Regions from separate parts of the Homo sapiens genome. Here all the other regions are linked to region 2. The links are chromatin loops, found by intact Hi-C in ENCODE. Cell type or tissue: gastrocnemius medialis. All regions are shown on one strand.

Evidence for each region. A loop is a pair of places that touch in the nucleus more often than their neighbours do. Peaks named below come from ENCODE experiments on the same cell type or tissue, not always from the same donor. Only the 100,000 strongest peaks of a DNase experiment are listed, where the experiment ranks them.
Region 1: a loop joins it to region 2, with 3 times the contacts of the local background. A loop is called at or near these places in 4 of 110 quality-filtered maps.
Region 3: a loop joins it to region 2, with 8 times the contacts of the local background. A loop is called at or near these places in 7 of 110 quality-filtered maps.

Annotation. Positions count from the first base shown.
Region 1 is chr16:17,329,691-17,337,690 of GRCh38, reverse strand. All of the region lies in intron 2 of XYLT1 (xylosyltransferase 1), which reads left to right. Among named protein-coding and RNA genes, the nearest start is that of XYLT1, 140 kb to the left of the region's middle. RefSeq lists an enhancer at 6,464-6,987. In gastrocnemius medialis, no CTCF peak of the experiment used is centred here; DNase peaks (open chromatin) are centred at 1,317, 1,549, 3,370 and 6,370; H3K27ac peaks cover 1,462 bases.
Region 2 is chr16:17,220,029-17,228,028 of GRCh38, reverse strand. The region is part of intron 3 of XYLT1 (xylosyltransferase 1); the gene reads left to right. Among named protein-coding and RNA genes, the nearest start is that of XYLT1, 250 kb to the left of the region's middle. In gastrocnemius medialis, no CTCF peak of the experiment used is centred here; DNase peaks (open chromatin) are centred at 3,038 and 4,758; H3K27ac peaks cover 1,023 bases.
Region 3 is chr16:17,375,347-17,383,346 of GRCh38, reverse strand. The region is part of intron 1 of XYLT1 (xylosyltransferase 1); the gene reads left to right. Among named protein-coding and RNA genes, the nearest start is that of XYLT1, 92 kb to the left of the region's middle. RefSeq lists a silencer at 7,252-7,321. In gastrocnemius medialis, no CTCF peak of the experiment used is centred here; DNase peaks (open chromatin) are centred at 4,156 and 5,602.

The sequences.
Region 1 (8,000 bases), 110 kb before region 2:
AATTCTCGGAGACAAGGGTTTGTGGTCCCACAACCTCTTGTGATGTTTTTAAGGAGCAGGTGGCTAGGGAGAGATCTAAGGAACCTCCCACACCATTTTCCCAGGTAACCAAGGTAGGCTTCCCTGGATTTAGCAACGTGAAGTCCTGCACCCAAGGAGCTTGGGCTGAATTGCAATGCTGCAAGTTCAATTAAAGGTTCTCAGGAGGCCGGGCATGGTGGCTCACGCCTGTAATCCTAGCACTTTGGGAGGCTGAGGCTGGCCAATCGCTTGAGCCCTAGAGTTTGAGACCAGCCTGGGCAATGCAGTGAGACCCCCTCTCATCTCTATAAAAAATTAGCTGGGTGTGGTGGCATGTGCTTATAGTTCCAGCTACCTGGGAGGCTGAAGTGGGAGGCTGGCTTGAACCCAGGAGGTGGAGGCTACAATGAGCCATGACTGCACCACTGCACTTTAGCCTGGGTGACAGAGTAAGACCCTGTCTCAAAGAAAAAAGATTCTCAGGAAGTCAGTGTTACCACCTTTGCAGACCACTGTCTCCCTGCACTGAACAAAGGCAAAAAATTGTGAGAATTTAACCACTTAAAAAAACCCAAAAAACCCACCCTGTACTTTGTAGGGATTTATATGCCTTTCTGGGGCTGAATAATATTTTTTTGTTCAGAGCCACAGTTGGGGTTACATACGATCTTACAAAATGCTATGATAGTGTCCACCAAATATTGTGTTGCAGAATATATGCCTTTCTTTTCCAAGGGCTTTTAAAAAAATGGTCACTGGCTTGTGCAGGCCAGGGAGCCCTACTGCACTTCATCTGAGAAAGCGGGTGAGCATTTTTTCTAGGACTGCTTGACACGATCAGGGTTTCTGGCCCCTGAAGAGGCAGCCACTGGCAGGGAGCAAGGCCAGTCGGACACACATACGAAAGTCCCTGTGTTTGGGGATGTCAGCTCGGCTGGGGTAGAAGCCATGGTGGCCCTTCCCTGTGGGATTCGGACGGGCTGGACTTGCCCCAACCAGTGTAGAAGTTGACTTTCTGCAAGGTATGTGTGTCTCTTTGATGGCCTGGGGTGAGCCTAGGAGGAGGAGGTTTTCTCTCTCACACACATGCATGCACACCCACACCTGCATCTGTACACGCATCCATATCCACATCCATACCCACACCCGCAACCACACAGTAGTGAAGGACGGGGCCCCAGAGTCAACATCTTCTCACTGGCCTTTGCCTGCCTGCTGCTTTTTGGCTTCTTTCCTCTCCATCTCCCCTGACCGTGGACAGCTGCATTCAGAACTCACCATCATGGAGGAAATGGGATATTTTATTTCCCTGACAGAAAACAGAATCAGATGACAGTATTGGGAAACACTGGGGAACCGCCGTGGGGGCTTGGATCTGTTGTTTTTCTTGTTAACTAGGAGTTACAAAAACACTATTGTTGCAGACCTTGCTTTGAAAGTATTTCCAAAGTGTGTTAGTCCATGTTAAATCCATGGCACGGAACTGAATGTGCTTCGGTGATTTAATCAGGTAGGTATCAGTTTCCTCTCTGCCTTCCACGCTCTGCCCTCCATCCACCTCCGCACGTTTCTCCATGCTGTGCACACACCTGGGACACCTTTCCTCTTCTTCCTTTACAAAGTCTTGCCAGCCAGCCAGGCAAAGCGTAGGTCTCAACTTCTCTGTTGCAGCCTTTTCCAAAGTGTCACATGCAAACTGGTGACTCACAAGATGATTTTAAGCTATAACTCCACAGACTTTATAGAAATTAATAGCTCTCTGTTTATTTTTCTAGTTACCTTCCATTTATAGCAAATTATACTAGTTTTTCCACTAATTTAGGAGTAATGTTTCCCTTTTAAATTAAGCCATTGAAGTAAAAATATAGATGAGCTGATTTAAAGAGCCCTGAAAAATAAATAAAACAACAGACATTACATGGATAGGGCAAAAAATGGAAAAGTTACTCAATGAATGATTTTTTTTTTTTTTTTTGAGATGGAGTTTTGCTCTCGTTGCCCAGGCTAGAGTGCAATGACGCTATCTCGGCTCACTGCAACTTCTGCCTTCCGGGTTAAAGCGATTCTCCTGCCTCACCCTCCTGAGTAGCTGTGATTGATTACAGGCGCCCGCCACCATGCCCCGCTAATTTTGTATTTTTAGTAGAGATATGGTTTCTCCATGTTGGTCAGGGTGGTCCTGAACTCCTGACCTCAGGTGATCTGCCTGCCTTGGCCTCCCGAAGTGCTGGGATTACACTCGATGAATGATTTTAAAATGGGAAGGCTTCCTGTGTTCTGGGCTGCGCTCTTCTGCAGTTCCTGTGGGAGCATGTGGATAGTAATTCATTCATTTTTCTGATCTCGGTTTTCTCACCAATAAAAGGGGCTGCCTCATATGTTGGTTAACCCTTGTTCCAGGTGGCCAGTAGGTAGTTTTTTTTTTGTTTGTTATTGTTTTTTTGTTTTTTTGAGACAGAGTCTCACTCTGTCGCCCAGGCTGGGTGCAGTGGCGCAATCTCAGCTCACTGCAACGTCCCCGCGTTCAGTTGAGTCTTGTGCCTCAGCCTCCTGAGTAGCTGGGATTAGAGGCACCCGCCACCATGCCCGGCTGATTTTTGTATTTTTGAGTAGACATGGGGTTATGCCATGTTGGCCAGGCTCATTTCGAACTCCTGGCTTCAAGCAATCCACCCACCTCAGCCTCCTAGAGTGCTGGGATTATAGGTGTGAACCACCACGCCTGGCCCAGTAGCTAGTTTTTATTGGACCCATAAATAGTTGATCTTTTTTTTGTTTTTGTTTTTTGAGATGGAGTCTCGCTCTGTCGCCCAGGCTGGAATGCAGTGGTGCGATCTCAGCTCACTGCAAGCTCCGCCTCCTAGGTTCACGCCATTCTCCTGCCTCAGCCTCCCGAGTAGCTGGGACTACAGGCACCTGCCACCACGCCTGGCTAATTTTTTGTATTTTTAGTAGAGACGGGATTTCACCATGTTAGCCAGGATAATAGTAGATCTTTTTTTAAATGTGTACTTCTCACTGTCCTTGCTAGACTGCAAGGTCCCCTCGGGGAGGGACTTTGTAGGCACTATTAAATGCTACACCTACACATTCCTGGGTGGTTAGTAGAAAAATGGCCTTTTCAAATAATTTCCTTTTTTTTTTTGGTCTGAAGTGTGAATTCATCATTTAGGTGGAAGGTATGGAGAAGGCTTGCATATTGCAAATCAGACAAAGAGGTAATTAATGGGGTGGAGGTCATGGCAGGTGGCTCTTACTGCAGTCACTTTCCTGTGAAGAAAGGCCCTGGCTGTAGAGAAGGGACTTGGCAGTCTGTACTCCAGGACGTCATAGACCCGTGTAAGCCCAAGACCAGTTTGTCAATCATGAGGCACTGTTGGGAGGAAACACTTAGCACGCAGTTACTCACTAGTGACCAATTTGTTTTAAAGCCCCGGCCTAAGTTGTTTATGCTGCTGAGTAAGTTACAGGCAACAGAAATGTATTGCTCACAGTTCTGAAAGCTGGGAAGTCCAAGATCAAGGTGCCAGCAGGTTTGGGGTCTGGTGAGGGTTGCTCTCTGCTTCCGAGATGGTGCCTTGTCACTGTATTATTTGTAGGGGATGAACTCTGTGACCTCACATGGTGAAAGGGATGGAAGGGCAAAAGGGGTTTACTTAGTTCTCTCCATACCTTTTGTAAGGGACTAACCCCATGCATGATAGCGGAACTCTTCTGGCCTGATCACCTCCTAAAGGACCCACCACTTAATACTCTTCCCTTGGGGATTAAATTTCAACATGAGGCCGGGCGTGTGGCTCACAGTTTTAATCCCAGCACTTTGGGAGGCCGAGGTGGGCAGATCACTTGAAGTCAGGAGTTCGAGACCAGTCTGGCCAACATGGTGAAACCCCATCTCTACTAAAAATACAAAAATGGGCCAGGCATGGTGGTACATGCCTGTAATCCCAGTTACTTGGGAGGCCGGGGCAGGAGAATTGCTTGAACTCGGGAGGCAGAGGTTGCAGTGAGCCCAGATGGCTCCACTGCACTCCAGCCTGGGCGGCAGAGTGAGACTTCATCTCAAAAAAAAAAAAAATAAATTAAATTAATTAATTAATTAATTTCAACATGAATTTTGGAGGTGACATGGACGTTGAAACCCTAGCAACCCTCCAGAATCATCATTCTAAACAATCACTTCACACTTTAGCTCCAGATCTGTGCTGTCCCATATGGTAGCCACCAGCCACACAGGGTTACTGAGCACTTGAAATGCAGCCAGTTCCAACTGAGCTGTGCTCTAGGAAAAACTTAGCTCAAACAAAAGAATATAAAACATCTCCTTAATGCTTTTTCATATTTGTTTAGATTTGATACTTTTTCCATATGGATCACATGATGAAATGACAATATTTAGGATGTATTTGGTTAAATCAAATAGATTAATCAATTTCTTTTTACTTTTTTAAAAAACACAGCTACTAGAAAATTTGAAGTTGTACATGTGTCTTGAATGAGGATGAAGGAAATGGACCTGGGTCAGAGTTGAGCCAGAGAAAAGCCCGGAACACAGTTTTTTTTCCATTTTAAATTGTGATTTTCTCAATTCCTGGCCTCAGTCTCCTGAGAGGGAAGAAAAAAAAAAGATTTGAGTTAATTGATGGTTCTGGTTAGTTGGGCTCAGTTAATCAGGGTTCTGCCTCTAATTGCCTGTGCCGTCACCTCTTCCTGGGTTTGCAAACACTCTGCCCTTGTTACCCACTGCTCATGCCCTCTCTGGATTCTGCTTGAGCTACACACGGAAAGGCGGAGGTTGCAGAATTCGGAGCTCCTGCGGACAGACAGGTGGAAGAGTGACAATGGAATGATGGAGTATCTACTGGATGACTATAAATGGCCAGTCTAGGAATGAACTTGAGGTTTAGTTATCTGAAGGCCAGAGTCCTTGGCTCCTGTCTCTTCCAAAACTGACCAGTGTCCACCTGTGGGGAGGTGTGTTGCAAGCTGACCTCTAGAGAGGGACTTTGGAATATCATTCTGTGGAAATTGTAATAGTCCCACTTTGCTCAGGAAGCCGTGTGTGTGTGTGTGTGTGTGTGTGTGTGTGTGTGTGTGTGTGTATGTGTGTGATGGACTCTGGCTCTGTCACCCAGGCTGGAGCGCAGTGGCACGATCTTGGCTCACTGCAACCTCCGCTTCCCGGGTCCAAGTGATTCTTCTGCCTCAGCCTCCCGAGTAGCTGGGATTACAGGAGCACACCACCACGCCCGGCTAATTTTTGTATTTTTAGTAGAGTCAGGGTTTCCCCATGCTGGCCAGGCTGGTCTCAAACTCCTGACCTCAAGTGATCTGCCCGCTTCAGCCTTCCAAAGTGCTGGGATTATAGGCATGAGCCACTACACCCAGCCTGGTGTGTGTTTTGATCGCCTCCACTTCACCCCATGGTTGAAGTAGATTCCCACCCTATGGGGATAACACCCAAAGCTGGACAGACCAGATGGACAGCAGTTTATGTGTCACGTACAGTCAGCCCCAGGGAAGCAGGTGCTGTGCACCATGCAGGGCCACACGGTTGTATCTGGGGACAGGGTGAACATCCAGGGGCCATGGGAGGCAGGCTATGCAGAAGCAAGAAGATGCAATAATCCCTGTGTCCCACAAGGGGATATGATTGTCTTGTTTAAATAATCCCAGAGGCTGGCAGGGAACAGAAACCCACTCTCCAGGGATAGGCAGGCACTGTACCTGGTCTTGCTGAGACAAAGGAGGCTGTCTGGCTAGAGGACCTTATTTGAGGAAGCAAAGTAGTTAGGGAAACTTACATTCAAGCCATATGAGATGCTCTTGGCTTTCCCCAGGTGTCAAGGCAGCACATAATATTAATTTTAGGCCTTATACCACAGTGTGGTGGGGAAAAGTGGACAGTGGAATTATATCTTGGTTTGAGTCCTGGCTGTGGACTCAATCTGAGATAAGTCATTCACCTGGTCAATCCTCAGTGTGCCCATCAATAAAATGGGCTCGTTAACATCTACCATATGTGTGTGTGTATCTGTCTGTCATCAACATATACAGACCCACCACACATTTATCCTCTCAAAAAGGGTGGTTTAATCCCTCCCTCCTTTAAACAACAGCAGTACAACCGCAACCAAATCAGAAAGAGTGTTGAATGGAAAACGTGTGTCTGTTGAGCAAACTCAGTTCTTCAAGCCAAAGGCTACATCTGGCCTTCCATGTACTGTTTCCACAGACTAAATGAGGATTGGTTTTGCATGGCCAGAGGCAGACATTGGCTCATTCTCTTTCAGGGCCAAGGAGCCAGGCTGTTAGTTGATGTCATGCCGAGAGGACATGGCCTCCACCCTTGTTCTGACGCCACTGTCCAAGTGCCGAGTACTCTACCTTGGTGTGGTGAAGGCAACTGCCTGGGATTGAGGCCGGCATGGTCAAGGCGGCCCTGAGAAGGCCTTGTGTGCTGTAGCTTGAGTCATCTCCCCCTCCTCCAGAGTTGGGTCATTGCCTTCTTGGCTTTAGAGGCGGCCTCGCCTGTGCACAGAGCCAAGGGGCTGTGGGGACTCGGAGGAGATATTGGGAAAAGCTGGCAGTGCCCAGTGGCTGCCTGCTCTGCCCATGGGAATGGCCAGGACCTGGTTGAGCATAAGCCCTCCCTTTGTGCAGGGCGGTGGAACATCTGTCAGCTCTTTCCTTCCAAATGCACGGACCATCTTTGTTCAAAGGTAGAACCTCATCTCAGCAATTCAAGGGCAGCAGTCCCTGAAACTCCTCAGGTGCTCAAACGCCACCTGATATGCGCATTGAGGATATCACTGCCCCTTGCTCCTCTACATCTTAAGTAGGGACATTTTCTTTTCTTTTCTTTTTTTTTTTTCCGAGAGGGAGTCTTGCTTTGTCCCCCATGCTGGAGTGCAATGGCGCGATCTTGGCTCATTACTACCTCCGCCTCCCGGGTTCAAGCGATTCTCCTGCCTCAGCCTCCCGAGTAGCTGGAATTACAGGCATGTATCACCATATCCAGCTAATTTTTTTTTTTTTTATTTTTAGTAGAGACGGGGTTTTGCCCTGTTGGCCAGGCTGGTCTCGAACTCCTGACCTTAGGAGATCTGCCTGCCTCGGCCTCCCAAAGTGCTAGGATTACAGGTGTGAGCCACCATGCCTGGCCCAGCAGGGACATTTTCTATGGCACCTCTAGCCTGGGTCACCTTATGGGACCCTGGAGTCACAGCCCAGGGAGTGAAACGATGCGGGTCTTTGATATGTATGGGTGGTGGTGGTCTGGAATCCAGTAAACAGCCAGCAGAATTTCATCATCTGAGGTCTGGATCAACCTGTTCTGCTCCTTCTGGGGGTTGAGTGGATGTAGAGAGAGAATTGCAAGGACCTTGGGGAGCCCAACCCAGTTTATCAGCTGTTTGCACTTATTTGTTTATACGCACGAGTGTGTTGTATATTCATAAATGAACACACAGTTTTGTAATGAGCAAGTGCTTTGTGTCAGATATGGCTCCTGCCCATGTGGAGCTGACAGCTGTGTGTGTGTGTGTGTGTGTGTGTGTGTGTGTATCTACCTCCATATGTGGTGCATATAGATTTGTCACTAAGCAGAGCTGTGACCATTTATTGAGCATCCTGGGGCTATGAATACTGTTCTCATTTAACCCTCACCATCACATTGGTTCATTCAACAGCTATTGATGGAACATGTACTATGGGCTAGGTGTTAGACGCTCAACATTTTGAGGTAGAAACTTCTGGAACCTATGCTATTTTTAGCCTCATTTCATAAATGAGGAAACCCAGACTGTGTGGTCAGGTACCTTGCCTGGGGATACACAATCTGTATGTCACCAAGGTGGGATCCAAGCCTGGTGCCCCTCCCTGTGATGGTTAACTGCCTCTTCTGTGTCCATGTGTAGATTTCCAAGTGGGCATGTCTACAAACTCACGGGTGTCCATGTTTGTGCAAGTAACAGACC
Region 2 (8,000 bases):
CACGAGCTAAGGGTCTGAAAAATAACCTACCATCCTTCTGCCTCCAAAATCTCCTGAACTTTTTTCCTAGGTGAATAACCCTGTTATTCCCCAAGTTGCCCAAACCAAAAATCCAAGAGTCTCTGTTATTTCTACTCCCTTAAATCCACAAAGTCGCTATCATTTCTAGGTCCTAAATACCTTGTATCTGTCTCCTCCTCCCCAGCCTCCTGCTCTGCCCTTTAGGCATGTATTGTCTCTGTCTGGTAGTATTACAGTCACTTCCCAACTCTTTCTCCTGCTCCATTTCTGCCTCTGTCTTCTCTTCAAAAACAAAAACAAAAAAACATGGCTTCCAGAGTGAGCTTTAAAAAATGTGCTTCTCCTCACATCACTCCCCTGATGAAAACCCTCATCAAACAAGGAAATACATTGCAGCTTGAGCCTCTTCTACCTTCCTGGGCCAAAGCAGACATTGCTAATCAATCACTGCATTGCGTCCTGCAAGGCAGGATTTGGACTCAGCTTTGCTATGAGTTCATTGGGTTGACAAGAGAGATGAGAACTATTTGACATCTCAGGATCCTTCCTCATCTGCCCTCTGCCTGCCAGCCTTGTTCCTGCTGCTCCTCCTCCCTTACCTGCATTGTAGAATTCACCTCCCAGCCGTCCTGAGCTCAGGGGAGTTCTGAGTGACTCATACCACCATACCTTTGCACATGCAGTTGCCTCTGTGTGGAATGCCCTTCCCCAAGTGTGTCTGCCTGGAAAACTTTTACTTTACTCAGGTGCCATCCTGTCCATGAAGTCTCGAGATTTAGGTATTTTTCTCCAAGCCCCCATTGCCCCATGACCAGGTGTTCATTTTAGGGAGCACCCCCTTGCACTGACGTTGTTGGTTAGCATGTCTGAGACAGAGATAAGGCTTATGCGTCTTCACACCCCTGGTACCTGCCATGGCTCCACTGTGCTCAGGAGCTGTTTGTAAACAATCAAATGGGTGATGGAATAAATAGCATCTGTCTTACTGAATGCTTGCTTTATGCCAGACACCAGGCTAAGCGCTCTATCTGCATCATTGTATCCCAGCCTCACAATCTCTCTGTAAGGTAGGCATGGGAGTTTTTTTGCACATGTGGAAACTGAGGCTCAAAGCAATGAAGTCATTTGCTCAAGGCCACACAGTGATGGACCCAGGTCTATCTAAAGTAGTATTTTTTTTTCCAGGGACATTTGGCAATATCTGGAAACTTCGTTTTTATTTTTTGAGACAGGGTTTCACTCTGTCATCCAGGCTGGAGTACAGTGGTGTGATCTCGGCTCACTGCAATCTCTGCCTCCTGGGCTCAAGCCATCCTCCCACCTCAGCCTCCTGAGTAGCTGGCACTACCACCACCACCACACCTGGCTAATTTTTGTATTTTAGTAGAGACAGGGTTTCGCCACGTTGGCCAGGCTTGTCTCAAACACCTGACCTCAGGTGATCTGCCCGCCTCAGCCTCCCAAAGTGCTGGGATTACAGGTGTGAGCCACTGTGCCTGCTGGAAACATTTTTAATGGTCACAACTAAAGAAAGGATGCTCCTGGCATTTAGTGGATCGAGTCCAGAGATGCTCCTGGGCACTGCACAATGCACAGGACAGCTTGCTGTCACCTCCAATAGAGAGTTATCCAGCCCATAGTGCTAGTAGTGCTATAGTACAAGGGTACTACGGCCCTGAGGCTTTGAATGTAACGGTGGCCTTGAATGTCCCTACGGTATGTGGCTCTGTAACTGCTGCTGGTGTTTCATTGGTTTCAGTTGCTCAGAGTCACAAGCTGCACAAATACATTCAGAAGGTGCTGCCTTCCCTTTGGTTGTGTCAAGAATGGCAGAGAGAATAGGGACATAGGTCCAGATATGCCTTCTACTAAATCTTGGGACTTCATCATTTAACCATAACAGCCTCCAAGGATAATAGTTCTCAGTGTAAGCCGTCTCCCCCATTCTGTCCATCCTGGAGGGGTCCCCTTCAAACCCACTACCTCATGCAAATTTCCAGCAGCTGAAATGAATACATGCAGATTTTTTTTTATAATTTTTTGCAGATGTTCTTAGGGGTAAGGTAAATATGTAATTTACAAAAATCCAAAGAACTTATGATCCGAATCTGCTTAAGCCACATGAAGTCAACAGAGGGTTAAAAGCACCCAATTTATTTTCATCAAGAAATTTGAACTTTGGTCGTAGAATGCAACTTAGCTGCGATTCTACATTATTTATGATTCATGGGGCATTGTAACTTACCACAGTCTCTGAGTAATCTTTTTAAGCCTGCCAAAAGAACCGGTGTTAATTGCTTACACTGGAACATATTTGCTGTTGGAAATGTCACACCATAATTATATTCCATTTCGCTGTCTAACAAGTAATATACTAAAAGAAAATTGGGTTTTTTTTTTTTCCTCCTTCTTCTTGTGATGTGCAAAACCATTCCTGAAACGCTTCAAGCAGCTCGCAGGTGGCAAGTTTCTGGACTTGTCAAGAAATTAGGCAGAAAACTTTCTGGGTTTGCTGATGGTAATACAAGCCAGACCAGCAGGGTCTGCTTGGTGGACTTTGTAACCTGAGCTCATGCTCAGAAAGCCCCATGTTAGATTTTATGCTTTGCTTTCACCGTCTTGACACTCTTAATATTTTTTGAACAAGGGGCCTTGCATTTTCATCTGTAGTGAGCCCTGCAAATTATGGAGTTGGTCCTAAAAAGGAGGAGGAAAGGGAGAGGGACATGGCCCATGGAGACTGGGATTAAAGATCAGGAAACAGTTGACGTTTCAGAACATGATGAGAATTTCAGAGACACAGACCAATTATAAATAGAGAGAGAGAGAGTGTGTGTGTGTGTGTGTGTGTGTGTAAAATAAGAATTGGTGGCTTACGAGGTCACACAGGACAAAATGTCTAATCAGATGACTCTTCCTGGAAGACTAATACTATATTTGGTAGGCTGAGCATCTGTTAAACCAGGGACTGGCAAATGATAGCCCACAAGCCAAATCCGGCCCACCACCTGTTGCGTAAGTTAAGTTTTATTGGAACACAGCCACACTCATTTGTTTTGGTCTTGTCTGTGGCTGCCTTCTCTCTACAGTGGCAGAGTTGAGAAGTTGCAACAGAGAACCATATGGCCCACAAAGCCCAAAGTGTTTACTGTCTGTCCTCTTATAGAAAATAAAATATTTAAGATTCCTGTCTTAAAATCTAGGGAGAGCCTCATGCACCTCGCTACAAGAGAGGCTGAGAAGTGTTGAAGAAATGTTGATAAGTGTCACATTCTCATTTGTAATTGTGTATAACAGAGGGGAAAATGGATGTTGATGGATGGTTAGCTGTCTCTGGCATACCCCTTTTGCAGATTTGGAAGCTGAGGAGGCTTCAAGAGTTCATGAAGCCATTTGCCCAAGACCACAGATCAAATAAGTGACAGAGCCAGGACGCAGAGGGAAGCCTGACTTGAAAGTATAAAGCACGTGCTTTCTAAATTGTGATAGCTTCCCTGCATCTGCTAACAAGTGCACGTACACTGAGTAATCTTTTGCACAGATACACTGATAAGACTGCGAAATAAGACTGTGAAAGAAAACAAGCCAAATCACAGATGGCTCTTGCCCCCAAAGGGTGATTAGGCATGCACGTGCCTGGTCTTCATAGAAGGCAGATGCTGCTAAAAGTGTTCGTTGGGTCATTCATTTGTTCATGTAAGAAATGTATGGAAAGTTTAGGCTTTGTAAATGGTTCACCTTCACCCATCTCAATGCCTTGCTTTTCCTCCTGTCCGTCTTGTCGCTGATAGAATGTGGTCAACAATCAGAACATCTGTACAACAGCTCCTAGATGACCAATATACCACAGCCTTCAATTAAAATATGTCAGGTTACCTTCTTCAGTATTTCCTTTCCATTTTCCACTTTGGGAAATTGAAGCTCAAAGGTTCTGGTAGCTTCTCTAGATAACAGAGCTAGCGAGGTCTGGTCCTAGAATTTGAACCCAAGCCTTTCTGCCTTCAGTAACCAGGTATAGAATCACTATATTAGTTAGGGAACATCAGCTGCTATAACAATCAAACGTAGCAATGTTTGTTTGCGTTGAGGTCACACAGGGCAAACTGTCTAATCAGATAACTCTTTCTGGAAGACTAGTACTTTATTTGGTAGATAGAGCTTCTCTTCAACCAGAGATGGGTAAACTGTAGCCAGTGGGCTGAATCCAGCCCACCACCTGTTTTGTAAGTCAAATTTTATTGGAACACAGCCACCAGTGTATAATGTCTCTAACATGAAGATGGTTGATGTCTTCATCCTCTGCCATCCAAAATAGATGTTCCTGATTGACTCCCCTCCATGTTGTAATTCAGGGATCCAGGCCCTTTCCATCTGACTCCACTATCTCCACTATCTTCAACACACAGCATCCAAGGTCACCGTGCTCTTCTGCACCCAGACAGTGAAGAGGGAAATAGCACAGAGAAGCATGCACAGGTGTCCATGGGTAAGCCTAGAAGTTGTGTGCATCACATTTCTATTTTATTGGCTAAAGCACAGCCTCTTGGCAAGACCTGACTGCAAACGATGTGAAGTAGGTTGTAGTGAGTGCCATGAATAAAGCAGACGTGGTTTTGACCAAGAGCCTCAACCACTCTGATTGCCCTACTGCTCTGCCCAGAGTTGCTTCCCTTTCCTTTGGGTTATTTCCAGCCCCCTGGCCCCTGTGAAATACATGTGACCACGTGGCTCTGTTCCTGCAAAAGGGTCAGCTTCCCCAATGCTGGGAACACATCTCCAGGAAGCATTCCTCTGTGAGTGCGACTGTGCATCTGACAGGGATACGGGGCACAGCGGGAGGCAAGGTTAGTAATTTAGTTGTTACTGGCTGACAGGTTAGTCTTAGAATATGTTCCCTGCAATTCAAGGCTTGCACGAAAGAGACAGAGAGAGGCACTTAACAAATGTCAGCCTTTCTTTTTTTTTTTTTTTTCCTGGCGCAGTTGCCTCACACTGACCCTGAAGCATTTGAGGGGTGTCTCTGTGTGAGTTCATCAGCGCCTAGTCCCAGCCCCCGCTTGGTGTTCTTGATTCCTCTTTCCTGTGAGGTTTCCCTGAGTGTGGTTCACGAAGAGCGGCCGTCACAGTTGCCAGAGGGCCCCTGAAAATACTGAAATACTGCCAGGGTGGTGATCTGGAGGGAGGAATGCAGGATTCTTTTTTTTTTTTTTTTTTTTTTGAGACAGAGTTTTGCTCTGTCACCCAGGCTGGAGTGCTGTGGCACGATCCCGGCTCGCTGCAATCTCTGCCTCCCGGGTTCAATTGATTCTCATGCCTCAGCCTCCCAAGTAGCTGGGATTATGGGTGTACACCACTGTGCCCATCTAATTTTTATATTTTTAGTAGAGATGGGGTTTCGTCATTTTGGCCAGGCTGATCTTGAACTCGTGACGTCAAGTGATCCACCCGCCTCCACCTCCCAAAGTGCTGGGATTACAGGCGTAAGCCACTGCGCCCGGTCTAGATTCTGCATTTTAATAAGCTCCTCAGACAATCTTTTTCAGGATCACGGGTTTCAAGCAGTTTCTCAACCTTGGCATTTGACATTTTGAACCAGATAATCCCTTCTGTGGGGGCCGTCCCGTACATGGTGGGACGTTTAGCGGTATCCCTGGCTTCTACCTCCTAGGTGCCAGTAGCATTCTTTCTTCCAGTTGTGACAAATAAAAATGTCTCCAGACATTGCTAGATGTCCTCAGGGAGACAAAATTGTCCCTGGTCAAGAAGTGCTGGCTTAGGGCATAACTTAGTATGTTTCTGTGACATAAAATATAAATGTTCCTCTAGGACCCATGTTCTTCTCTCCATTACTAACTCCCAGGTATCTGGGTCGGGTCCTAGGATTCAGTCTCCCTCAGAGGAACGTGAGTGGAAATGATGGTTACTTCTTGGCCAAGCCAGTTGACGGGCTGTGAATTTGTCATGCCAATCGCTGTCCTCTCTGTGCACTGCAAGAGAAGGGTGCTAAGGAGTGGGATTGTGTAGTTGAAGCAATTTGGATCCTCAAGTCACCTCTTGGAGGACGGCCCTGTAGGAGAGCTGCTCAAGCTGCATAGGAGCAGGAAATAAGCCTTTGTTGGGTTCAAGCCACTGCGATTTTGGGATCCATGTGTTGAGCCCAGCATTGCCCTGGCTCATACTGGATTTTAGTGCTCTATGTAAAGCACAAAGGAACTGTCAACTTCCTCTCTTATAAGTCATCTGAAACCTGTTCTTTTTATTTTTTCTTGGAGACAAGGTCTCACTCTGTTGCCCAGGTTAGAGTACAGTGGCGTGATCATAGCTCACTGCAGCCTTAACCTCCCAGGCTCAAGCGATCCTCCTGCCTCAGCCTCCCGAAGAGCTGGGACTACAGGTGCACCCCACCACACTCTGCTTAAAACATATTCTTAATACATTTAAGGCAGGTTGGAGTAATGGCTTTGGAAGCAGGTTAGTCTGGGTTCAGATCCCAGCTTGGCCACTAGCTGTGTGATCTTGGTTATGCTATATAACCTCTTGAGTCTCAACCTGTTCTTCCTTGGCAAAAGTGGGATAATGATGGCATCTGTCTCAGTGTTTTGAGACGATGAACTGGAAAAATTGCCACCAACCAACCAACCAACCGAAAACACTCTTGATACCATGCCCGGCATATAGTAAGTGCTTAAAAAAATGCTGGCTTTTGTCAATATATTTCTGGCAGGGTCAGTGTGTATGCATTGTTTCTGGGGTTAGCATTTTTAGTAGAGACCTGTTTTTTGCCAATCAGTCAGCTTCCCGTAGCTTTATTGACTATAGGACATGGTTCTGTGAATATTGAAAAGGAGTGATGGCTGCCGGAGAGGGACGAGGACCCCAAACAATATGTTAGGAGGTGATGATTATTAACAAGAGGCAAGGAAATGTTGTTGCCACCATGAAGCCGTAAGGGTGGAAAACATGGCCAAGGAGTGTCTGGATCACTCACTCATTCTGCATTTATTGCCCTAGTGCCTATTTTGTGCCAAGGGACAGAGATAAAACAGAAAGCCAATCTTTCCACATTTTCATGTACCTCCAATACTACACAATCTGTTGCTTTTAAGAAAAGGACATAAACAAGCAAAGGCGCACTTTCTGCCCAGGGTGAGATCTCAGTCATAGTTGGAGAGACAAGCAAATGATTTTATCTGCCCAGGCAAACAAGCCCAGGAAGAGCATCAGAAGTTAACACAGGCCGAACGTGGTGGCTCACACCTGTTATCCCAACACTTTGAGAGGCCGAGGCGGGTGACTCACCTGAGATCAGGAGTTTGAGACCAGCCTGGCCAACATGGTGAAATCCCATCTCTACTAAAGATATAAAAAGTAGCCGAGTGTGGTGGCACACACCTGTAATCCCAGCTACTCGGGAGGCTGAGGCAGGAGAATCGCTTGAACCCAGGAGGCAGGGGTTGCAGTGAGCCGAGATTGCGGCATTGCACTCCAGCCTGGGGGACAGAGTGGGACTACGTCTCAAAAACAAAAACAAAAAGTTAACACAGACATTGACCTGAGTTCCCCAAATTTATCCAGACTGCCTCCAATCCCGGCTACCCACTGCTTCTCTCAAGTGTGTTATATGAGAACGCCTAGGTGGCCTGGCCTGGGTGACAGCTTGCTCAGATTTCAATTGTGCTCATATTTTTTTTTTAAATGGCAGTTTCAACAAATCCTACCCACTGATGCATTGTTTAACCAAATGTCATTTCTCTGCCTTTCTCATTTAAGTATCATCTGTTAGGTTTACACATTGGTACACCCATGAAATTAACATTACATGTGTTTCCTTTTGGAGCTGACTAAATTTAATTTAATTTAAATTGTTTTCACTGTCAGTGGCCTTCCCAAGCTGTGGTAGCACACGTTCTGTCTCCTTAAAGGCTTATCTTAACTGCATCCTGTCAAAAAATCCTAGGACCCACCCACTTTCCCCTGCA
Region 3 (8,000 bases), 160 kb before region 2:
TTCGGAGGTCAGGAAAGGTTTCCAATAAAACGTCTTGAATTGGGAAGGATAAATATGAATCCTCCAGGTGGGCAAGAGAAGAAGGGATTCCTGGCAGAGAGAATGGGCCGTGCAAAATGAGGAGGAAGATGTGAAGCTGCTGTGCATTTCCTGTGTTTGTGGCTAGTGACGGTGGTTTAGAAGGAACGGTCTGTCCCTGTGCTTGGGATTGTGACTGTGTCTTTCTCACTCTCTCCATGGGAAGCCTGGCTTTTCTCCTCCCACCAAAAGGAAAGCCTCTGCCTGCAGCTTGTTGGAAGTGAGTACGTGGGTCTCAGGACAGGCGGCATGGTGTGACTCTGTCTTGGGAGATGGGACTGGGTAGTTGTTTGAAATTTGTCCTCTGCAGTCAAACCTCCTGGGTTCAAATCCCAGCTTTGCCAGTGACTGTGACCTTGAGTATGTTGCTTCATTTCTCTGTACCTCAGTTTCCTCACCTGGGTAATGGGGATGGGAGTTACTCCTTCTTGCGGTCTCTAGGAAGTAATGCACTAAAGTGTCTTGCACGAGACGTCTGGGATAGTGAGTGCCAGTATGGGGACCGTTATCTGGAGTATGGGGACTGTTATCTGGAGCATGTGTGTTGTGGTCCACATGGCCCTCAGTATCCTGGTTGACTCAAACGTAGATAAGGGGGCATTCAGAGGCAGTTACACTGGCTCCTCTGTAGGGCCAAGTTCATCTCCCATGTGCTGTGCTGGTTGCACTCTTGGCTGGCCTGCCCCGAGTCCTGAGATGCCAACCTTTGTGCTGTGCTTTGATCTCCAGGCTGTGCTCTGCTGACACAGTGACACTGTGCAATCCACTCTGTGTGGGGTCCCATTAACACTGAAATTCAGTAATCTTAAATAGAATTAGAAATGCAATTCCACATTTGTAACAGCCACATTTCAAGTGGTGGGCAGCCACGTGTGGCTAGTGAGTTCCACTGGGGTCAGTACAGAGACTGTTTCTATCATCACAGAAAGTTTTATGGGGCAGCAGTGCCTTGGACAATTCCTGGGACCTTAAAATGCCTCTTGCTGAAATGGGCCCACCGTGGAGCTCTCCGTGTACCTGTGATGATGTGCAGTGATACTTTCCACCCCAGAAAGATGGAGAGGCCCAAATACCGGCATCTCCATTTGCCCCTTCTTGCAGCCTTTTGGCCCAAAGTGGCTTCTCTCACTGTGAATCTAGCCAAGAGAGTGCCCAGCACATAGTGGGTGTCCAATGACAATTGAGGGAGGGGGCACGGCACAGTGGGTAAGAGCATGGACTCTGGAATCATCCCTGCCCTCATCCCAATTCTGGAAGGTGGCCTCTCTGTGCCTCAGTATTGTCATCTGTTCAATGGGGAAAATACCAACAGATGCTTCATGGGCTTGCAGTGAGGATTAACTGAGATAAAGTTGAAGTGCACTGTTAGCCCACATCCATTGCCACTGTTAGTTGAGTAAATAAATTCATTCCTAGAAATCTTAATTTCTCCTTCTGTAATGTTTCCTTGGATTTAGAATCAATTTCATAGACTGTCAGAACTAAAATGTTAGACATTTTCTATTAATAATTCAATCTCCATTTATTTTATTAAGATATTGCGACCAGGCACAGTGGCTCACACCTGTATTCCCAGCACTTTGGGAGGCTGAGGTGGGTGGATCATTTGAGGTCAGGAGTTCAAGACCAGCCTGGCCAACATAGTGAAACCCCGTCTCTATTAAAAATACAAAAATTAGCCAGGCATGGTGGTGCATGCCTGTAATCCCAGCTCAGGAGGCTGAGGCAGGAGAATTGCTTGAAACTGGGAGGCAGAGGTTGCAGTGAGCCGAGATCATGCCACTGCGCTCCAATCCAGCTTGGGTGACAGAGTGAGACTCCATTTCAAAAAAAAAAAAAAAAAAAAAGGTGTTGCCTTTTATTTGTTCTTTTTTTTCTTTTTTGTTTGAATAGCATGAAATAAATAAAATTGTCCAGCTTTATTGAAATGTAATTAGCTTGTGATAAATTATGCATATTCAAAGTGTAAAATTTGATGAGTTTTGATATCTGTATCCACCTGTGACATCATCACCCCAAATTATTGGATATAATGAACATCACCCCCAGGATTTTCTTATTTCTCTTTACAATAACTACCTCCCTCTTCCCCAAACCCCATCCACAGGCAAACAACTGATGAGCTTTCTCTCACTCTAGATTTGTTTACATTTTCTGAGTTTCAAACATTAGCGATTAATTGAAAAGTTCTAAAACGCTTTGCAGGCCAAAACAAACAAAAAAAGAAACAACGACAACAAAGTATAGCCCCTCATTGTCCACTCTCACCCCCAGCCCCTGGAAACTGCCATTCTTCTTTCTGTGTCTATGATTTTGACTACGCTAAGTACCTCCTATAAGTGGAATCACACAGTATTTGTCCTTTTGTAACTGGCTGGTTTCTCTTAGCATAAATAATGTCTTTGAGGTTTGTCCCTGTCACGGAATGTGTCAGAATTTCCTTCCTTTTTAAGGCTGACTAGTCCATGGTATGTGTGTATTGCATTTGGTTTATCCACGCAGATCTTCCAGGAGGGACACTAGGCTAGCTTTCCCCTTTTAGCTACTGTGAGTAATGCTGCTTTGAACACAGATATGCCAATAGCTGTTCAAGCCCCTTCTTTTCACTAGGTTGTGAACCCAGAGGAGGAATTGCTGATTATATAGCATTTGACATCTAGTTTTTCTATATTTAATTTTTTGAGAAGCCACCTTATTATCCCTCCATCTGTGAATGACACTTGCTTTTTAAATATAAGGAGTATAAGCATGTGATAACAAAATTCCCCCATGAGAAAAGGATATAAAATAGGAGACTTCTCCTTCTTTTCCAGTCTCTGTCTTTAAAGGAATCATTGCTAACAATTTCTTGTATATCCTTCCATGGGATATACAACCACTTTGCAGAGTTACTGAGAGTCAACTGCTTCGTCTGCTAAATGGGCACATCTCGCTCCAACCACCTCTTTTTATTTTTATTTATTTGTTTATTTATTTATTTAGAGACAGATTCTGGGTCTGTCGCCCAGGCTGGAGTTCAGTGGCATGATCTCAGCTCACTGCAACCTCCGCCTCCTGGGTTCAGGTGATTCTTCTGCCTCAGCCTCCCGAATAGCTGGGATTACAGGTGTGCACCACCATGCCTAGCTAATTTTTGTGTTTTTAGTAGAGATGGGGTTTCACCATGTTGGCCAGGCTGGTCTCGAACTCCCGACCTCAAGTGATCCGCCTGCCTTGGCCTCCCAAAATGCTGGGATTACAGGTGTGAGGCACTGCTCCCAGCCCTCCAACCACCTCTTAGCATTGTTGCCAGACACAAAGGAAAATGGAGACAAAAGTGCATATTTCTTCCAGAACTATCAGAGGCCAGCAGGTCTTCCTACAGAATTCAGCCTAAGCAATCTTTCAAATACAAATACAAATGATGGTCTTTGGAAAGACCAGTATTTTCAAAAGTGTCTTGAGAGTGAATGTCTGGCTCTCTGGAGGTAAGGGGTGTGTGTGTGTGTGTGTGTGTGTGTGTGTGAGAGAGAGAGAGAGAGAGAGAGAGAGAGAGAGAGATATCCTTCATTTCATAGATGTGGAGACTCAAAGCTTTCCCTGGCTTTCTGTTATTCTCTAGGATAACATGAGGCCCAGAAGACACCAAGATTCAGAATTCACAGCAGTGCCTCTGTACAGATCACTGTCCTCTACCCCCAGCTACCCCCACAACATGCCCAGTGGCCTGGCTGGGCTGGATCCTGCTCCCACCCACCACACCTTGTCTAATTTCTCTCCCGCATCCTCCGGGGGCCAGGTTCCCATTTTCATGCCATTCCAGTTTGCTGAAAAGCCCTGGGGTGTCTCTGCCCCCAGGCAGGCTGGGCTGGCCTCACAGAGGTTTTCCATCTCTTAGTCGGCCTCCCTGATTTAAAGCCGCCTGTCAGATGTTGGAGATTAAGTTAGAAATCAGCCATTTGCGCTGAGTTTTGGAGAAGCTGCTGCCAAATGGGAACTCCTGAGTCTTTTCTTCTATATATAGTCTTTAGGGTGAGCTAACTGAAGTTAGCAGGGTTTATTTTAGGAGGTGTCTCCTTGGAGCGGAGTGTGGTGGGTTGGGCTGCCTGCCCGGGGAGCATTTGAAAGATTGCTTAGGCTGACATCCTGCAGGAAGATCTGCTGGCCTCTGACAATTCTGGAAGAAATATGCACTTTTTTCCTGCCTTTTCCTTTGTTTCTGGCAGCAAAGCAAAGGAGTGGTTGAAGGGCTATGTGCCCATTTAGCAGACAAAGCTGTTGAATCTCAGTAACTTTGCAAAGTGGTTGTGATAAAGCGGAGGTAAGACAGGTCCTCTCATTCCTTGTTTTGTATCCCTTGTGGTAAAAGTTAAATTCCTTGAAATATTCTGTCTATGAAGAAATACTAAGAAAGTAGGGGATGGAGTGGGTTTTAATCTGAGCTTAGGAGAATACAGTATAAAGAGCTTGGACTTGAGAGTCATTCCTAGGTTCTAACCCCAGCTCAGCCTCTTACTGGTTCTGCAGCACTGGGCCAGTTACTTTTCTGCCTCAGTCTCAGTTTTCCTGGCTGTGAACTGGTCGTAATTTGCCTTACAGTGTTGTCGTGACGGTGAAAACATGAGTTACAAAGAGTTAAGGCCAGTGAAGTACCTGGCACCTAATACGTGCTTCATAAATGGCAGTTATTGCTTTATTTGAAGAAAAGGAAACTTTTAGCAACATATTCCTAGAAATTACCTCAATTAGAAGGAGACATCTTGCTAGAATACTAACTAGGATTTTAGGTTAAATTATGCAGTCATATATTAAAAGATCCACCTTTTGGGAAATATCCATTGACTGGTGACCTGGCAGAAGGAAACCTCAGGCTCATTTCTCTGCAAGGTCCTGGCCTCTTTGAGTAAGCCCAATAGACATAATCAAGATGACAGTGTATATTATTTAAAAGGTGATTATATTAAAGCATTTTTTGGTGAAAAAAAAAAGTCTTGGAACAAATAAATACCTATTTGGTATGGGAACTGCAGTCTCTTCCTCTTTCTCACACACACCCATGCATATTGTCCCTTCAACATTCGTGCCATTTGTTGTGTTTAATTATAGGGGAAGTGAAATCCTCTCCAAAGTTGCCTGCTAGTTAATTGCTGACGTTTCATTCTCGAACATTTATTGAGAATAAGCTCTGCCCCATGCCTAGTGGAGGAAACCCCCGTGACATTTGAGTACTGTAGACAGGTTTGACCTATTCCAATTCAACAAGAGAGAAAGAAGCAAGGGAGAAAAAGAGCAATGCAGATCATCTGGGTATCTTCTTTGTCCTCCAAAGCCTCAGTTCTTCCCTTTGTACAATGAGCACAGCTGGATTTAATGGGCTCCAGGTTCTTTGCTGCTCTTTGAGGCTGAAACTCAGGGGAGGTAAAGAAATTCTTTTGCTTGTTCTGAACCCCAGTGGGCTGATCCAGAGCTGCTTGTACACCCTCCCCTTTCTAGATGAGATGGTTCCAGCGTGAATGGGGATGCTCCAGTGCTTGAAACTCACAGGCATCACGTGGTTAAGCTAGAAATAGAAAATAAGTCATGTCTGGGTTTCGAGGACTCCCTGACTATTCTGGTTATGTTTGGAACAGAGCGTTTATGAGAGGCTGAACTGAATGGATGGGATCATAGCTTCCATTCCATGGAAGGCAGGGTCGTCCAGCTTTCCTGATGGGAATGTGTTTGTTGGGCAGGGGTGGGGTTGGGGTGATAAGCTTCTTGGGGAGTGAGCTAAATAAGCCATTCTCAAAGCCCTTCCCCTGAGAATAGAGCAGGCTGGCTGTCCCGCCAAACAAAGAGCCTGGATGTCTTGAACCACTGCAGTGATGGGAAGATTCTGCCATCCAGACAATGGGAACTCTATCGCCATGTCTAGCTGAGGACAGGGGGTTAGTGTCTGGCCTCATGAGGTCCCAACAGGTCTGTTTGATGGGCAGGTTAACAACATAGGCACTAGAACCAGGTCCTTCTTCCTGGCTGGGGGATCTTGGGTGAGTTATTAGTTAATCTGAGCCTTGACTATTCCATCTATAAAAACAAGACCCAGAATAGTACCTAATTTTGTGTGTGTGTGTGAGGCAGAGTCTCACTCTGTCACCTAGGCTGGAGTGCAGTGGTGCGATCTTGGCTCACTGCACCCTCCACCTTCCGGGTTCAAGCAATTCTCCTGCCTCAGCCTCCTGAGGAGCTGAGATTACAGGCATGTGCCACCATGCCCGGCTAATTTTTGTATTTTTAGAAGAAATGGTGTTTCACCATATTGGCCAGGCTGGTCTCGAACTTCTGACCTAAAGTGAGCTGCCTGCTTTGGCCTCCCACAGTGCTGGGATTACAGGTGTGAGCCACCACACCTGGCCTGGTTGGGTGCATTTCTTGTTCATTCGTCATTTGGTCCCTATTTTTTTTTTTTTTTTTTTTTTTTTTGAGACAGAGTTTTGCTCTTGTTGCTCAGGCTGGAATGCAATGGCACAATCTCGGCTCACTGCAACCTCCGCCTCCCGGATTCAAGCGATTCTCCTGCCTCAGCTTTCTAAGTAGCTGGGATTACAGGTGCAAGCCATGATGCCCAGCTAATATTTGTGTTTTTAGTGGAGACGGGGTTTCACCATCTTGGTCAGGCCGGTCTTGAACTCCTGACCTCAAGTGATCCTCCTGCCTTGGCCTCTCAAAGTGTTGGGATTATAGGCGTGAGCCACTGTGCCCAGCCAGGTCCCTGTTCTTTAACAGAAAAGACAAGTCACCAAATCTGTTTTAGGCCCTTCAGATGCAGCTGTGAGCAAAAGAGACATCACCCATCCTCTTGAGCACTGGCTTCTAGTTTGAGTGGCTGGTACCCTGAGGAAGGGTCTGGAAGGACACAACCTGCAAGCTTGGCTGGCTGTGGTTGGCCTACCTCTGTCCTCTTAGGTTGGGGTTTCTCAGCCCCATACTATAGATGTTTGGGGCTGGATAAAGGATCAGCTGACCTGTGCATTGTAGGATATGGAGCGCCATCCCTGTCTCTACCCTCTAGGTGCCAGTACACGCTCCCTTTCAAGTTATGACAAATAAGCGTGTCTCTAGACAGTGTCAAATGTTCCCTGGGGGACAAAACCACCCCCCTGGTTGAGAACCACTGCCACCAGGTCGTGAAAGCACAGTGGGATGGGCCCCTCTAAGCCCTAGGGCAACGCTGGCTGTGATCCACAGTCCCACTTCCTTCTCTGTAAAGTGGTTGGATACACAGGTCAGGGTTTATTAACAGTACAGGCTCTGACGCAAGCAAACACACTCAGTGATTAATGCTAATGGTAATGGTGGTGCAGTGATGACCGTCCCTTTTCAACACTGCCACCTCCCCCTGCACATACATCGTAGGGACACCAGTGGCTCCAGCCGTTCAAGTCTGGGTCTTTGCCTGTGGTGCCCCCAGGGCATGGTAGTGAAAGGCCGGGCTCCGGAAGCCACCTTTATCTGAAGCGTGGAAATGTGGTTCCAGGCTGCCTGTCCCAACAGCAGACCCATCCACCTGGCCGGTGGGGATTGATCTGATGGGCACGAGGGCCCAGGAGCATGTTCCCGGCCTCTCTGGATCATGGACTGCTCTTGAGCACCGAACTTGACCAGCCTTATCAAATCTGACTGTATTTCCCTTTCTGTAATTCACCAGAGAGCCTTGTAAATCAGCAGCCACTAGCAATTCCTGCTTTGTGGTGGCTGTAAGACTCAGAGCAACTTGTTTTTCCAGACCTCTCGTCTAATCTTTTCTGTGTGTGTGTGTGTGTGTGTGTTTTAAATGTTATCTTGAACAAGAAACAGCTAAAATTTTATTTTTTTTTTTGCATTGCGACAGGGTTTTTGCCCAGGGGTCTGTTGGATGGGCCGGTTAACAATATAGGCACTAAAGCCAGGTCCCTCTTGGCTGG